2 separate regions of the Mus musculus genome follow, and region 1 is linked to region 2. The links are chromatin loops, found by intact Hi-C in ENCODE. Cell type or tissue: left cerebral cortex. All regions are shown on one strand.

What was found. Hi-C counts contacts between places; a loop is a spot of excess contacts. Peaks named below come from ENCODE experiments on the same cell type or tissue, not always from the same donor. Only the 100,000 strongest peaks of a DNase experiment are listed, where the experiment ranks them.
Region 1: a loop joins it to region 2, with 4 times the contacts of the local background. A loop is called at or near these places in 9 of 42 quality-filtered maps.

The regions. Positions count from the first base shown.
Region 1 is chr5:151,186,448-151,194,447 of GRCm38, forward strand. Stard13 (StAR-related lipid transfer (START) domain containing 13) reads right to left here and starts at 3,746. Exons shown (of 14, transcript NM_146258.2): 1 at 3,479-3,746. The coding sequence starts at 3,647. In left cerebral cortex, no CTCF peak of the experiment used is centred here; DNase peaks (open chromatin) are centred at 3,389 and 3,756; H3K4me3 peaks cover 2,134 bases; H3K27ac peaks cover 1,872 bases.
Region 2 is chr5:151,139,345-151,147,344 of GRCm38, forward strand. All of the region lies in intron 1 of Stard13 (StAR-related lipid transfer (START) domain containing 13), which reads right to left. Among named protein-coding and RNA genes, the nearest start is that of Stard13, 47 kb to the right of the region's middle. In left cerebral cortex, a CTCF peak has its summit at 3,088; DNase peaks (open chromatin) are centred at 1,230, 3,090, 3,439 and 4,007; H3K27ac peaks cover 1,933 bases.

The sequences.
Region 1 (8,000 bases), 47 kb after region 2:
TTGGAGCAGAGCCTAGATCCCCGACTTTTTCCTTTTGTTGATATATGTTACTGAAATCTGGGCTATCTCAGGATGGGTTTTGAGAATTTCAAATAAAAAGAAAAAAGATAGTCTCCCCCCCAAAAAAACCCCAATCATATTTATAGGTCTGCTTTGATTTGGCTTTTTCAAAAAGTGTGTGGATGTTATGTGAGACCATGATGTTCTGATATCCTAAGAGAGCAGCAATGGAAGTCCAGTTCTTCTACAGCATGAAGATTATAACAGCTACATTTCAAAGAGGCAATATGGCACAGAAACGCAATGGAATACTACCCAGCATTCAAATGGAAACAAGTTGAGTGAAAATACCGTAATTCAGATGGACCTAAAGGACGTTGGCTTAAATGAAATCATTCGGTCACAATAGACAGATACTGTGTGGTCCTCTGTATGCAAGGTGTGTAGCTAGAGTCTCGGTTCCAGTAAGACATAAAGGCCGTGGAGGTAGACTAGAGCAGTGGCTGGAAACACTGTAATAATGACCATTCAATACAGTTTAAATGGCTGCTTATGGTTGGTTTAAGATGTATATATTTCACTATAATAAAATTTAGAAAAAAAAATCCAGTTCTATTTTGCATTGGCATCACTCTGCCCTCACACCCAGATCCTCTTTTCTCTCTCTGCAGTTCCTCCTGGTGAGCGGAATAAGTAGTGAGGTCCTACTGAGAGCCATTATTGTTCCCTTTCTATGTCTCCCACAACAATTTCCTAATTGATTCCAGTAAGAACAGGTTGGTAAGGGTAGGGGTTGGAGCAGTGTGACTTCTGGGAGGTTCTCACTCTGCTCTGTGGCTCTCTGTTTTAAACCTCTCTCTTTTTAGATGGAATTAACTACAGAGCAGCCGTGCAAGAGGCTAGAGAAACAACGTGTGCGCAAGTTTTGGGTTATGCGACGAGACGAGCAAGCTCAGATTCGTCTCTGGTTTGGGTACCAGTTCGGATCTGAAGCATCATCAAAGGTTCCATTATTCCCTTCCTTGTTTTCCCTCCTCATGAGTGTATCTGCCTTTGAATCATGGCCATGCCATTCAATGATTAGCTCACTGGAATGAGGTCATCAGAGAGCAACTGACTTTCATCTGTAATCTTCCTACCAGCCAGGAGAAGCCACAGCCACGGTGTTGCAAATTATCTTTATACAATGTGCAAACGTTTCTCTGAGAGATCTAAAGGAGAGTGCTGGAAGTTTACTGCTGGGGCTGCATTTTAAGACACTGATTTACAAATATCGAGCTTACATTAACTTTATATGCACTTTTCTTTAGTTGGATAATGAAAGATTATTAGTAACTTAACTAGGTGTTCTGTACGACTGGGTACTAACCATCCAAACATACCAAAGCTCACAGTACACTGCTCCCACTATAGAAATAAAACCTGACTGGAAATCAGAGGAGGAGGAGCCAACTGGGACTCTAATGGGGTGCTTGCTCTCCGTACTTACATGTCTTTGGTATATTATAGAACCCCAAGCCTACTAGAGGGCCAGCGTTTTATCTAGCATTCATTATAAAAGCCCAAACACAGTACAGTTCGGTGAAGAGCACAAGTTTCAGGATTTGTGTTCAAATGCCAGTCCTCCTATAGGGATCTGCCTCTGTTTTCTCATCTTTACAATGGATCTAAAGCGGCACCTAACTATAAGCACTTTTTCTGAGAGAAAAATAAATTAGCATTCATAATTCTCACAGCCTGATATGTTGCAAATTTTAGCATCCTGGGCTGTGAGACCACACCAACCTATCAATATAGTATATCCAATAAAATCACTTTGTACCTGCTCACTAAACATTGTGCGATATTCACCCATCATGAGTTCTGGATCACTAGAGGTAGGATTCTTTCCTGTTTCCTACCTGTAGCTTTTAATGTTTAGGAATTCATTGGCTCCAATCATTCCATTACCCCATTAAAAACAAAACAAACAACCAAAAAAAACAAAAACAAAAACAAACAAACAAACAAAAAAAAAAACCAAGGAACCTCCTCACATTTTCTAAGTATGAAAAAAATAAAACACAGAAATACGGTGTCCATATATAAGAATGACCCACTTTCACCAAGAATGGTAATTCACCCAAAACAACCATTATCCCAAAGGAACATGTCAATGACTAACAATACATATAAAGAAGATTGGAAACTTCCAGTGTCCATAGGATTATATACCTAATGCCCAATACACTCCCATTGTAAGTAGTTTCTCAATAGAAGATGGAGCTGGTTCTTATTCTCAACTGAATGTATTTTTAAATCGAGCCACAGGGAATACTTTTGTTTCCATTCAAGTGAGACTTGCACACAGAGTTCATGGAGTGACTTAATATCCTTCCTGCAATCATACTGGTATGCCGCGCCAGTATCCTTCACACATAGCCAGTTCCTGAACCTTCGCAAACAAATGCCCATTTCCAAGGAAACAATCTCATTAAATGTCGCTGCTAGAATGTGTATTGTTCCTTTTGGAGACATTACAGTGAGATCTTTTAAGATTACAGACTTTAACTTCCCCTCTAAAATTCAATATAATCTCAAATTCATTTATCTAACTGGGAACGGTATTTTCATAATAGCTCTTGAAAATTCCTGGTAGGGCCAATGTAATAGTTTAGTTAGGTTTGTAGTTAAGAGCTAGGTGACTATTTACTGACTGTGGATGGATGTGTCTGTCTCTTAAATGGGTATCTTCAAATTTGTACCACACAGGGCATGTCATAAGCTTTAAGCCTTAAAAAAAAAATCCATGAGTTTTATTAATGTTTGAGGTACAAGAGTTTTTAATGTTTTCCCTTGAGAATAGAAAAGGATCACTTAGCAGCCTGTAATCAGTACTGTCAACCTGCCTTAGGAAACCAGTGCTCCTAAGTGTGTGTAGTCATAGGCTCTGTTTTGAGGTGAAGAGTCACATTTATCCTTTAGCAAGAAAACGGTGTCAACAAATCAGTGGTGACTATGCACACAAGCACACTGACAGGAAGAGACTGTAATTCAAGTTGTCAGTCCAATGGCCTTAAGCTTAGATTCTTACTGTTTTCCTTCAATGAAGATGTACTATAAACGCTGGGCCATTAGTCGCCAGCTCTCTCACTAATTAAACAAACAAGTGTCCACTTTTAAATATGACCACAGTATGAGTTTACCTGCAGAAAAGCTCCCCAAGACACACACTGAGTAAACCTTTCTCATTTGCTCTGTTGACACACAGAGGATTAGGAATTCATGATTCACGTTCTACTGGGGATATTTTCGTTAGTTATGAGGCGCTCGGTGCTGTGACAGACTGCTTAGAACCGAAGTCTAAAGTTATCTGAAAGAGTTCCACGCAGCGTGGCATAAGAATCCGTGCGGTGTACAGCGCAAACAATAACTTTGTAAGCAGCACAAGACAGAGCCAACAGAAATAAGCGGCACCTTGGCAGTGCCCGCAACTCACCTTGCTGGATTTTAGTCACTAGGTGATGGCGTGCTAGGATCCGGCTCATCCTGTAGGGAGAGCGTCTGGCAGTCTGATCAAATCGCAAGTACATCTCCTGGCTCTCAGGTGTCAAGGGGTTTAGATAGTAGCAGCCTGCAGCCGGCGTCCTGGGCACCTGGCTGAACATCTCGGGAGAGTTTCCACTGCCACCTCAGCTGCCGGTGGCTCTTCGCAGCTGTCTCCAGCCTCAGTCAATGGAGCCCCAGGAGAGAGCCACAGACCCAGCGATTTTTAAAAAAGAAAAAGGAGTGCCAAAAGCCACAAGTCAGAATTCCAACCCTTCGGGGCTCTCATGTGACCTCGTGAGCCAATCATAGGACAAGGAGAAAGTATTGGGCGTGTCCCGGCCGAACGCGACCGCGAGGCTGTACCAGCAGCTGAGGAGTTCCTTCAAGCTGCGCTTAAAGCTGATAGAGAATTGGAAGCGCCTGGGGCTGACTAAGCCCCCCAACCCCAGAGCTGAAAGAGGAGAGGGACACAGAAGACAGGAGAGGTCGAACAAGCCCTGGCATAGGAACCTTTTGAGGTCATGAAAGTTAGAGAAAGAGTTTTTGGCTTTCCTAAAGCCAGCAGCAACTAGGTTTAATTTGAAAAAAAAAAAAAAAAAAGAAAGAAAAAAAGAAAAAAGAAAAGAAAAGAAAGAAAAAGATAGCTGTGCTACCTGCAGCTGTGTATTTGAAACACACCATTTCAAGTTAAGTATGGGCCGCTGGGTATAAAATACTAGCCTCATTACAACGGAATTAATTAGATAAAACGTTTCCAAAGAAAAACAAACTTTTGGATCATATTTTGACACTAAAGGTCAATAAAGACCCTGTGGACCAACATGGGATGGGGACATCAAAGGCTTTTACAGAAAAGACCCAAAGAGACAACCTGAACTCCCTGCCACGCTCCTTTAATTTGTCTACTTCCCCCAGTTTTTAAACACCACTAAACAACTGCAAAGCGCTAGTCATATTGAAGCCGCTGCCAGGAATCACTACACAGGATGCAGGTGGCCTTGCAAAGACCCAGTATAAGCTGCTGATCCATGGGAATATAGTGGAAACTTCTAGTAAGTGCTTATAAAGGCTTATAGTAAGTAGTCAGATGTGAAACGGTCTCAATTTAAGAAGAAAACAAGAGAGAAGTCTACCACAGGGCTAGCGGAACATTATTTCTGAGAGAAATAACCAGAGAGACTGGTTTTAAAAAACAGAACCAAAATACCCAAACCAAACAACAACAGAAACAAGAGTCTGGGAGTCCTGACAGGAGAAGCTGGGGAGAGCTCTTTCTGCAGGAGAGTTCTGTGTCCACATGCATACAGGGGAGAGCCAGAGTGTGCCGGGAAAGAAACTGCTAGTCAGTTTAACCATAGCTGAGGAACCATATGAGAGCAGTCAGAATTTCTCCTCTCCAGTTTTTTCCTCTTTAGAAGTGTTTGATGCAAACAACAACAACAACAACCACCACAAAAGGTAGAAGAAACTTTACTGAATTCTAAGCCTGGAGCTGAATGAATAGAGTTCACACACACACACACACACACACACACACACACACACACACAGAGGTTGGTCTTACTTTTGACTGACTTAAAATGAAACGACCTAGCTTATAACTAGACACTTTCAGCAGAAAGTTTAATTGGGAGGCAGAGAGAGGGTTCAGTGGCTAAGAACGCTGGCTACACTCCCACAGTACTTGGTTGGGTTCCCAGCACCCAAACAGCAGTTCATAAGTGCCTATGGTTCTAGTTCCAGGGACCAGACAACCTTCTCTGGTGTCTGTGGGTGGTACACACACATGCATTCAGGCACATAGGCATACACATAAAACAAAGAAATTCTTAAAAAAGTTTAACACGACTCCAGTTAAGATCTTGCTTCTCATTGCTTCACTCTGCTCATCAACAATTAGTGCCTTTCCCTGTGGAAATCTTTGCTGGCCTGATTTTTATAATTTTCTCTCGTCGTCACAGTGAACGAGCCTCATTTGATGACTATAAAAAAAGAGGCAAGATAGTTTTCAGGCATAAAGAGAGACAATGTTACAGGATCGGATCATGGGCTTTGTGTTCTTATTGGGATCTGAAGAGTTTGTTCTCCCATAGATTTGTAGAAGGTACGAGGCATGTATGTAAGGCTTGATAGGTCAAAAGCCTCTGACTGAACAGTGGAAAGGTTAAACTTTGTAACACAGTATCAGATGCCATTAGCCAAGCTGACAGAACCAGCATTGGCTACATTGGCACTGAGACCCTACTTTGGGCATGTAGGAAAAAGCTTGACAGCTCAACACCGATTGGGGGTGGTGGTGGTGGTGATTAAGTCAGATGTGAGAAGTTATCATCTTCTCACTATGGGGGAATGGAAGATGGGTGGAGGAAGAAAAGGAAAACGAGAAACTGTGTTTCAAGACCCTAAGTAAGGCAGGAAATAGTGTGTAGTCACTTTATAGCTATGAGTAACCCTTAAAGGCTGGACATCACAGCTGCCAAGATTGTAATTCATTGCTCTCTTGGCTACATTTTTAAAATAAATGGAATGATTCTCAGAAGCTCTATAGTAACTGGAAAAAAAAATGCGACAATATTGCCCCTTGTCTCCTTGTTTGTAGAATGAGGAATGTGTTTTGAAAAAGCCTAGAATATCTTACTCTGAAAGCATCAAGATTGTAACTATGTATTATTTAACATTAACAGGAAAACACAAAGTTGCATAGACAGGCAATAAAGAACAAAAATGGAATTGGGGGAGGGGTTAAATCCTTGACTAATATAATCTAGAACAAAACCTGGCCTCTCAAAAGTCAGCTTTGTTTGTTTGTTTGCTTTGTTTTGTTTTTAAAAAAAAGAGCATCCAAGGATAAGAGCGGAGTCTCCTCCATGCCATATGCAACACCCTAAGGTCTTATGTTAGAGCCCAGGCAGTATCTGCCACCAATCAACTTCCTGCCATGTGTTTTTGCCGTCTTATATTTCTAGAGCAGCTTATTTAAGGTAGATGGGTGATACCATTGAGAATTGGTTTTACGGTAAGATATTGCCATTGCTGTGAAACTTTTGTGCACGAGTTGCTTTGATCACACAGTCCCCATGGGAAAATTCCAACAGAGGTGGACGGTTGTGTTCTGTTTAAAGCTGCTGCTGACCTCTCTGGGCTTGTCTGCCACCCTGTGTATCTTGGAGAGACCTGCCACTCTGCTCTGGTGAGCAAGTGAGTGAAGAATCAAGGACAAGGACTAAGGGAGGCAAGGGACCAAGAGTGTTGGGCACCTACATGCTAGGCCTCTGCCACTTACTGTTCCTGCTTATCAATTCGTGAAGTACCATAGTTTATGACAAAGGATATAGAGACCCATAGGGGTGAAGTAACGGCCCAGGTCATAAGCAGGGAAGTCACTGTGTGTCTCCAAGCTTGACTGATCCATCCGGCCTCTTAGGAGTGATGGCTGAACGCTAGACTCAGCTCAAAGGGAAGCAGCAGGTGCTCACACAGCCTGGTCTCTGTGACCATACTGATGCGGCTGTTTCCACTGAATTGAAATATTCCCTCACAGAGGGAACTAAGGGTGCTTCTAAGACTTCAGAAGTAAACTGAATTTATGAGGCCCGGAAAATTCAGAAGCATACAGATTCTTAAAGCCCACCAAGGTTATCTCAGCAGCAATAATGGAGGGGGAAACACACCCTCCCACTGGGATGGGCAGAGCTGCCTGAAGGTCCTGCAGAGAGCTGTACAGATGTAGCATGGCGAGTCTCCCAAGCTGGGTTGGGCTTCTCAATGATGAGGCTGTGTGCTCCTTTAAGTAACCTCTTACCCAAGGACCTATGAGGACCCTTTAAACTCACCTCTTCACCCAACCAGAGCGGGGTGGAATGATTTCTTCTAGTGGGTCACCACTCCATTGTCCACTGCTCTCTGCTTATTTCAAAGGTGATGGCAGTTGTCTGGCCTTTGCTGTGGTATTCATTCTTGAGGCAAACACTCCAGATGCAGTCAAAACTTTGAAATTTGATCTCTAAACAAAACCCCAGGATATTTAAAATGTCTGTGTCTTTTGATAGATGATCCCAGATTAACTCTCAATGGAATCCTGCACACGAGTAGCCAAAAGCTAGGAGTGATTTGATAGAAGCCAGGGAGTGCTTCCATCTCCTCCTTCACACACATTCCAGCCTCCTCAGCAGGCTTTCTATGTGGAGGGAGCCAAGGTACTGCTGCCAAGCTGGGGAATATTTGAGATACAAGTGGCGGCAAACAACCGCAAACTGATTTAAAAGGCTGCTTTGGAAATCATGTCATAGGTTCCAGGTGCATGTCAGAGTCCTCCTATGGGGTCAGCATTATTGTGATGTGTGTGCCCACCTCTATACCAATGACCTTCCTAGTCTAAAGGCATCACAAGCTTAATGGCAAGTGCAGTCAGGACAGTGATGCCAACATTCACAGCTATGGGTACAGCCAGTGGTGACAGGCATCATATTGGA
Region 2 (8,000 bases):
GATTCCTGGGGAAATTCCCATTTGTTTTGGATTCCATTTTTTCAATAGACAGATAGAATGAGAGATGCAAGTATCTCTTTAGACTGTCTTCATTCCTTCCAGGCTGACTACAGTTGTGGAAACAGACTTCATCGTAGTAGCCTCGGTAACAATGAGAATGGAACACAGCAGTTATACACAAGCTCTTAGATCTCTGGATGAGAACTCACTCACTTCTATTTTTAACAGTCAGAGTCGCAGGGCCATCCCAAAACCAATCTTGCCACAGTCCAAGGAAAGTTGTAGTAGAGCCAGCTTGACTATAACTGCTCCTTCAGGAAATAATAGTACCACAGACTGTAATACAGTGTATATAAAATATAAAGAACCATCCTGTCTGTCCATTTCTTTTAAACCTGTCTTTCTGAGTTAAGTGTAAAGATGTAGTTTATTGGACTTTTGATTTTTTTGGGTAGACAGCTACTCAAGTTATTTGTTCTCCAAATTTCATTTGTTCAATACTTGGCCCCCAGAGTAGCAGTGTTGGGTGGTGAAAGGAGTGGGGGCTGAAGGGGTAGATTAATCCACCAATGAGCCAGTGGGTTAACTGGCTGTGAGACCCTTGCCAGAATTACACCATGCTGACTGCCCAGATCAGTCTTCCAGCCATCAGAGCTATGAGAAAAGACATTAAAGGGCTGGTGAGATGTCTGTGTGGTTAAGAGCACTGGCTGCTCTTACAGAGGACCTGGGTTCAGTTCCCAGCATCCATATGGTAGCTCACAACCATCTTTAATTCTAGTTCTAAGAGATCTGACACCTTCTTCTGGGCTCCCCAGATACTAGGCACACGCACGCGCGCGCCCGCCCACACACACACACACACACACACACACACACACACACACACACACGGTACACAGGCTTCCATGCAGGTAAACATACAGACACATACAATTGAAATAAATAAAAGAGAGGATGGCTTCTGATGCATATGGGATGCCAGCATTCCATTATTCAAACAACTTTATCAACAGCAGAGTTGCTTGACATCTTATTCTTGCCTGATGCTAAGGAAGAACACTTCATTTTAAGTTTCAGATAAGCTTTCAATCAATCACAACCACCATCAAACAGTTAACGTGAGCCTTTAATCTCATTTTAAGTTTGAAGTAGCCATGGAGGAAGGAGGCAAGCAGAGGAAGTGAGGATGCTGTAGGTGGACTTCCACCCTGAACATGAGATGTGTGGGCTACAGAGAAGGTACAGAGTTTAAGAGCACTGGCTGCTTTCCCTGAAGACTTGGGCATTTTCTTTCAAACGATGCTCTTCCAGAGGACCTGAGTTCAGTTTCCAGTGCCCACCGGACAACTGCTTTTAACTTCAGTTCCAAGAGACCCCATGCCCTCTTCTGGCCTCCAAGGATACCTGAGCGCATGCACAGACACACAGACACACAGACGTGAAAAAGATGAGATGCAACACCTTACCCTGACCGTTTACCAAGGATAAGCACCCCATGGGATAGCAGTCAACTTCAAAGAAACCTTCACTAAATGCCCGGGTACAGAGGACATTGCAAACATCATCACTTGTCAGAATATAGCCTAATGGGCCACATGAAGTCCAAGACCCATCCTCAGAAAGAAACAGGCTCTTTATAAACTAACTTTATCATACAGTGAATAGGCAGCAGTGGTGCAGAATCCACTACTCTGTGTGTGTGTTAGAATTGCCAGAGAGAGAGAGAGAGAGAGAGAGAGAGAGAGAGAGAGAAGGAAAAAAGAAAAAAAAAAGAAAGAAAAAAGAACATTTGATTTGGATGGGTAAGGATATGAAGGATTTTGCTGGGTGGGTTAAGTGGTGCAAGGGTGGAGTTACTCAAGCAAAGGAAACATAAAAGCGAGGCACAGAAGCATGAAGAGGCAAGGGAGCCCTCATGGAAAATCACTGTATGTGGGGTGGGGGGTGGGGGTGGGGAGTGGGATTCAGGCGTCGGGGAAGGGTGGGGTTCTCTCTGCATAATGATTCTTCACATATTTCTTGACAAGGACTTGTGATTTTTTTTTTTTTTTTTTTTTTTTTTTTGCTTAGTTCAGGTGAAGCATTCAGACTACGAATCTATTAAAATAGCAGGTATTTCAAAGACCTCACCAACCTTGGGCAAAATGAATTCACAATGCAGTTGACTTGAAATGATAAGGTGATGTTACAATTAAATTGCTTTGATGAAATAAGACTCTTTATTGTTCTGTATGGCTGCTCTAGCGAAAGTATTTGGTAAAGTTATAACTGCATGAGGAGAAGGTGAAGGCTCAGAGGGAAGAGGCATTTGTTTCCAGGACTGGAAACTGTTAGGTTTCAAACCCTAGACAAATGGCAGAGGGGCCTACTTAACATATCAAAGGAGAGGCTTCCAGGTTCTCCCAGATAAGGGGCCATCCTGGCTGGCTGGTGTGCTCCATCCCCTGCCCTGAATTCTCCAGCCCATTGGGCTGGGCTGCCCTTCCTCCAGCTTCCCTTCGCTATATAATCTAACCATTTTGGTTACCTAGTCTCTTTTTGTACCTTTGGGCCTCCTGGCTGCTGGTTCCCCTCTCTCTCCTCTCTCTCTTCCCTTCCCCCCTCTCCTCGAATGGCTCAGGGTTATGTCTACTTTGGACCCTCCCAGATGTTCCCACCTTCTTCCATGTCAACAATGAACCATCTCCTCCACCATGCCTCACTGGAATCAGGCACATTCCTTTCCCTTTTTATTCTTTCAGAACCCACATGAGATGAACAGGGAGGAGGAGAGTTCGGACTCCTGCAAGCTACCCTCTGCCCTTCACATGCTACACTCTGTGGCACGAAGGCCCCAAAACCCATAGGCACACAAATAAAAGCCAAAATAAATATAGAGCCGGCAGAAGTTGACCACTAGGTAGTGATCTGCCAAAGGCAAACACGAATTTGATTCCGGTCACTCTTCTTCCCTTTGCCTTTAACACAAATGCAATGACTTATCCTTAATTGAAATACCAACAAAGAATGTTATTTCTGCGATTGCCTAATTCCACACCAAGGTCCAATGCATTTGAATGTGAGATTTCAACAGTTCTGCTGCATGTCCACTAGAGGCCTGTGAAGAGCTTCCCCCCCAACCCCGAGTCTCATAACCAAACCGGCCTAAACAGAAACAAATGAGAAATCTTGAGTCAATACTGATAAGAGTCAGATCAAATTTACATGTCTCCTCATGGTCAAGGTCATACACAGGAATAAAACAAACAAGATTCAGTACTCTTTCCAAACTGCATAGTACTTAGTTATAAACATTACAAAACAAGGGAAGAAAAAAAAAAGGCAGTGTTAAAAGCTAAGTTTCGAAAGGTTCAGCCACAATTCCAGAAGGCTGGCAGGCTCTGGCAAACTTTGCCTAAGCAGACGCTGGAATAGAAATTGCTTGCCTAATGAGCTTCCCGGTCCTCCAGTGCATTTTGAATTCAAAAGACATACAAGAGACAGGGCCCTGGGCCTGCGGGAAAGTAAACAGAATAGCAATCTAAGACAGATGGTCTGGAAAGGGACTTCTTAAATAGCGACAACAGGGCAGTAAACAGAGGTCAGTGAGCTACAGCCCAGGAGTGCCAAGAAGACATGGACTGAATGGTCCCTGAGGTGAAGGACAATCAATTGCAGGAGGGGACTGAGTGACCTAGACGAGGTGCTTACCATGTCTGCCAGGCGAGCACAGCTTGCTGGGCTGTGCATATGGGGGAAATTACTAGAAGAAATGAGGTGTCCTGTGACAGTCTGCAGGCAGCCTTGCTACCAGCTCCCCAAATAGGGCCTTCTCAGTGCCTCCTCGGACAAACAAGACAAAAACATCCTAAGCACCCCGTGCACAGGAGTCTCTTTGCAGAAGTGGCCTGCTTTCCACTAGGCTCAGTTAATTAGCAGGAGAGTCGGACAGAGTGGAAAGAAAGAGCCTTTTGTTTGGAGAACCTGTGAAAATATCCCCTCAGAAGCCTGTAACTTTCCCTACAGATTACCCTGGCCCTGAGGACAAGCCCCGGTGCCAGAAGGCACTGCTGTCCCCTCCACACAGCCCACATTCAAAAGGCAGTTAGTTCTCTTTGTTGTCCCCAGGGAGTCAAGCCTTAATGGGTTTACAATGTGGCAGGCTCTTTTGGAGAGTGTCTGCTGCCAGAATCAGGGCAGAGAGAACCCCAGTGAGTGCCTCAGATGTTGAGGTGACCCTGCCTGCACTCTAAGGGAAGCAGCACTCACCCCAGGCCTTGAGAACCCCTGCAAGAGCACCCTGAGAGGTCATGGGATCTGAAAGTGAATCTGCCATTATTGCGAGCAGATGGCCGAAGACCTGGAGACTTCACTCTTCAGACAGGACTGTGAGCATCAGTGTCCCCAGATCAATCCCAGGTGAGAAGAGTCACTGCTGTTGTGACATCACCCTGTGTTTCCAGTTAATCTTGCTGTCAAAGAGTGACCCCTCTTTCTCAAACCTCTCAATGTAGGCAGAGAATAGCCTGGGCACGTTCTTCTCACCTTGACTGAAAGGAGACCTGGATGTGGCCCATCTAGGGAAGCTGCTTGAAAGACTCTATGGCAATCCCCACCAGCCTAAGCTCTGCCTCCAGAATCACTCTTTTCACCTTCTCTTATTTCAGAAAAATCTTCATTTTTAAACCAAGACACTCAGATAGTCCGTGCTTTTGGGAGTAGAGATTTCATAATCTTTTTAAAGCTATAGTCACGTTCTCCCACCCCTACTTTACAACATCCTTCTGGTCAAGGGTTGCTCCTTGATGCACAGTATTCCCTCTTGCTGAAATCTCAGCCTATTTCCTGTTACTCTCATGTTGATTCATCTGTATTCTCTCCTGTCAAGAATGGTTTATTTGTCCATTAGGATACCCAAGGTCAGCCTCTGCTCATCTGCTCCCAGACCGTACCCTTATGTACAGTTGTTGATGTGCCAGCTGCATACCGTGGCGCTTTGTCTCTGCTTATATTACAGCTGTGTGATGCTAGAATCTGGCAAAGAGTTCCAGAACCACAAAAGGAAAAGACAGGCAAACTCTCAGTGCTGCGGGCACTTAAGGAAGAGGAAAAAACACGAAAACAAACAAAAACAAAGAACCAAACCCCAAACCCCATGTATTTCCTACTGGGGAGACTGCAACACTGACTTAGAAAGATACGAGGAGGTTAAGCCATACCGAGGATGAGCTGCAGGGTTAAAGGAAAGACTTTCTTCCCAAGAAACCCCTTGAGTGGTCATCCTATCCCCAGAACCATCAAAGACAGGAACAATAATGGGAAGCCATTGGTAGCACACTACTCAAGAACAGGGGAGACAAGGCCCAGTGGTGCCACAGTACCAGTGGCTGAGAGGACATCACAGCCTAAGGAGTTCTACAGTCTCATAGGACACCCCCTGGCTGGCTTCACTGCCAGTGCCAATGTTTGGATATTGGAAGGCTGGCTGTTGTAAAGACCGGAGGAAGGAGGACAGACATGGGGAGAGTGCCTGCTGGCTTTAAATAACTCACCATAAGCAACTTCCACCATTCTCCCCTCATCCCATCCATCCATTCTGTCAGGCACTGTACTCTGTGTTGGACCACAGAAAGGAAAGTGATTCATTCCTTAGAACAGCCCTGACTGCATGACCACCTGGGACTCATGGCTTTTTCTGACTCCTAGCTCTGTGGAGTTTTTCTGTTTTGTTTTTGTTTTTTGTTTGTTTCTTGAGATTTCTGAATTTTTAGAAAAGATTTATTTATTTGTTTTATGTATACGAGTACACTGTAGCTGTACAGATGGTTGTGAGCCATTATGTGGTTGCTGAGAATTGAACTCAGGATCTCTGCTCATTCCAGTGCCTCTCGCTCCACCCCACTCCCTCAGGCCCAAAGATTTATTGTTATGTGTTAAGAATACTGTAGCTGTCTTCAGACACACCAGAAGAGGGCATCAGATCTTATTACAGATGGTTGTGAGCCATCACGTGGTTGTTGGGATTTGAACTGAGGGCCTTTGAAAGAGCATTAAGTAGTCTTAACTGAGGAGCCATCTCACCAGCCCCCGGAATTTCTGAATTTTATCTGAAACAATCCCCCAGCTCCGGGTTATCTCAGCATATCTCACTCCCCACCAGATGTCTTCCAAGAAAGGCCCTCACGGAGGATGAACATTTAACAGAAAAAAAAAAAAAAAGATTAACAACGATCATACTAAGTCATTATAATAAGATTATACGGCATCTGTGCTTGCTTCTGAATTTTCCCTTTGTTATTTTTGGACTGCAGTTAGCCAATTGAACCTAAGCAATTGAAACCAAGGAAAGGAGGCCTCTGCTCCATCACACAGATCACAGGCTAGTGTATTCAATCAACTATACATACTCCATGGCAGGCTGGATAGAAGCACTTGGTTAATAAAATTGATTGATTGATTGATTGATTGATTGCTCCTGCCACCATACACTAGAAACAACAATGTAGGTGGAACATTACTCAGTGCACAGGGTCGGGGCATTGCAAATAATCTGAGCTCATTCTCGGGTTTATATGTTTATATGCACCCGTGGCTTCCAAGTACAGGTACTCAGAGACAAAAAAGGGGCGAGCCTGGTTCATCTGAAGTGCTGTTTCAAGCAGCAGTTTCTGAACACCTGCTCCCTGCCATGAACACCACATGGTCACACTGCTCCTGTCATGTGCTGACTTTCCGGTCCCCATTGTCCTTCATGTGTTCTGAATTTATTCTTCTGAGAGAATGCTCTTGAGGACCCAGAAACTGGGGACCCTGGGAACTCAGCTATCCTTCAATGTCTACCAGCCTTCCTCCTGGTAGCCCAGCCTCATCAAAACTCCCCACACTGTCTTCTCTCTCCATGGGGATTTTCCAAAAGCTTTAGTAACTCACCAGCCTTCTCACATCCATGACTGGCTGGCCATGGATTTAACATTGGCAAAATAATTACTTGATATCTACCGACCTTATGTGAGTTTTGTTAAAATTAGCTATGAAGTTAGAATTTTTCAATTAGAAAAAAAAAATGAGAGCCAGGTTTCATAAAAACCATTTTCCTTAAAGATAGGTAAAATATTCTCTTTGCATAAACCAAGTTACCTAATAGGACATACCAGCTTCCTAGGTATAATGTGAGAGCAATAATTTGTCAGCCCATGGCTAGGCTCCATCAGGTCTGAAGAAGAGCATGTTTCATACCCACACTGACATGGGAGCCTTCTGTATGATAGCTTTTCACGGTGGTCATGTTCTCTGACCCTTCCTATCCACTTCCTCTACTACAGAAATGAACACACCATTTATTTCAAGACTGGTAAACTTGTATTTCTTGTTTGCTTGCTTTGGTTGAGACAGGGTCTTTCTGTGTAACTCCAGCTGCCCTGGAACTCATAGAAATCCATCTGCCTCTGCCTCCGGAGTGCTGGGATCAAAGGTGCGTGCTACCACACCTGGCTAACCTGTAAGAATTGATTTACATTTTTTTTTTTTTTTACTTTTACTTTTCTACAGTCTAAACATTTTAGCAATTGCTGCAAGAATCACAGGGAGGAAGAAAGCTGAGCAAACGTCTTCCTTAGGTCTCAAAGAGAATCTCAAAGCAGATCGATTTAAACAGAAATGGGGAAACTTGAAGGCTGAAGAGATGGCTCAGTGGTTAAGAACACTGGCTACTCTTCCAGAGGACCTGAGATCAATTCCCAGCACCCACATGGCAGCACACTACAGTTTTAGGGGACCCAACACCCTCACACAGACATACACGTAAGTAAAATACCAATATACGTGAAATTCAATACTTTTTTTTTAAATTTAAAATGATGACATTTAAACCCTCCATTCCCTAAATGGGCACCAGGGCACTTGGGGCACGGTGGAAAACCCACAGGGTGCCATGGGATATTTTAAACTTTGAGAGTTTTACAGTCACACCAGGATGCTGTCAGATACTGACAAACTGAATCCAAAGTAGTTTGCACTTC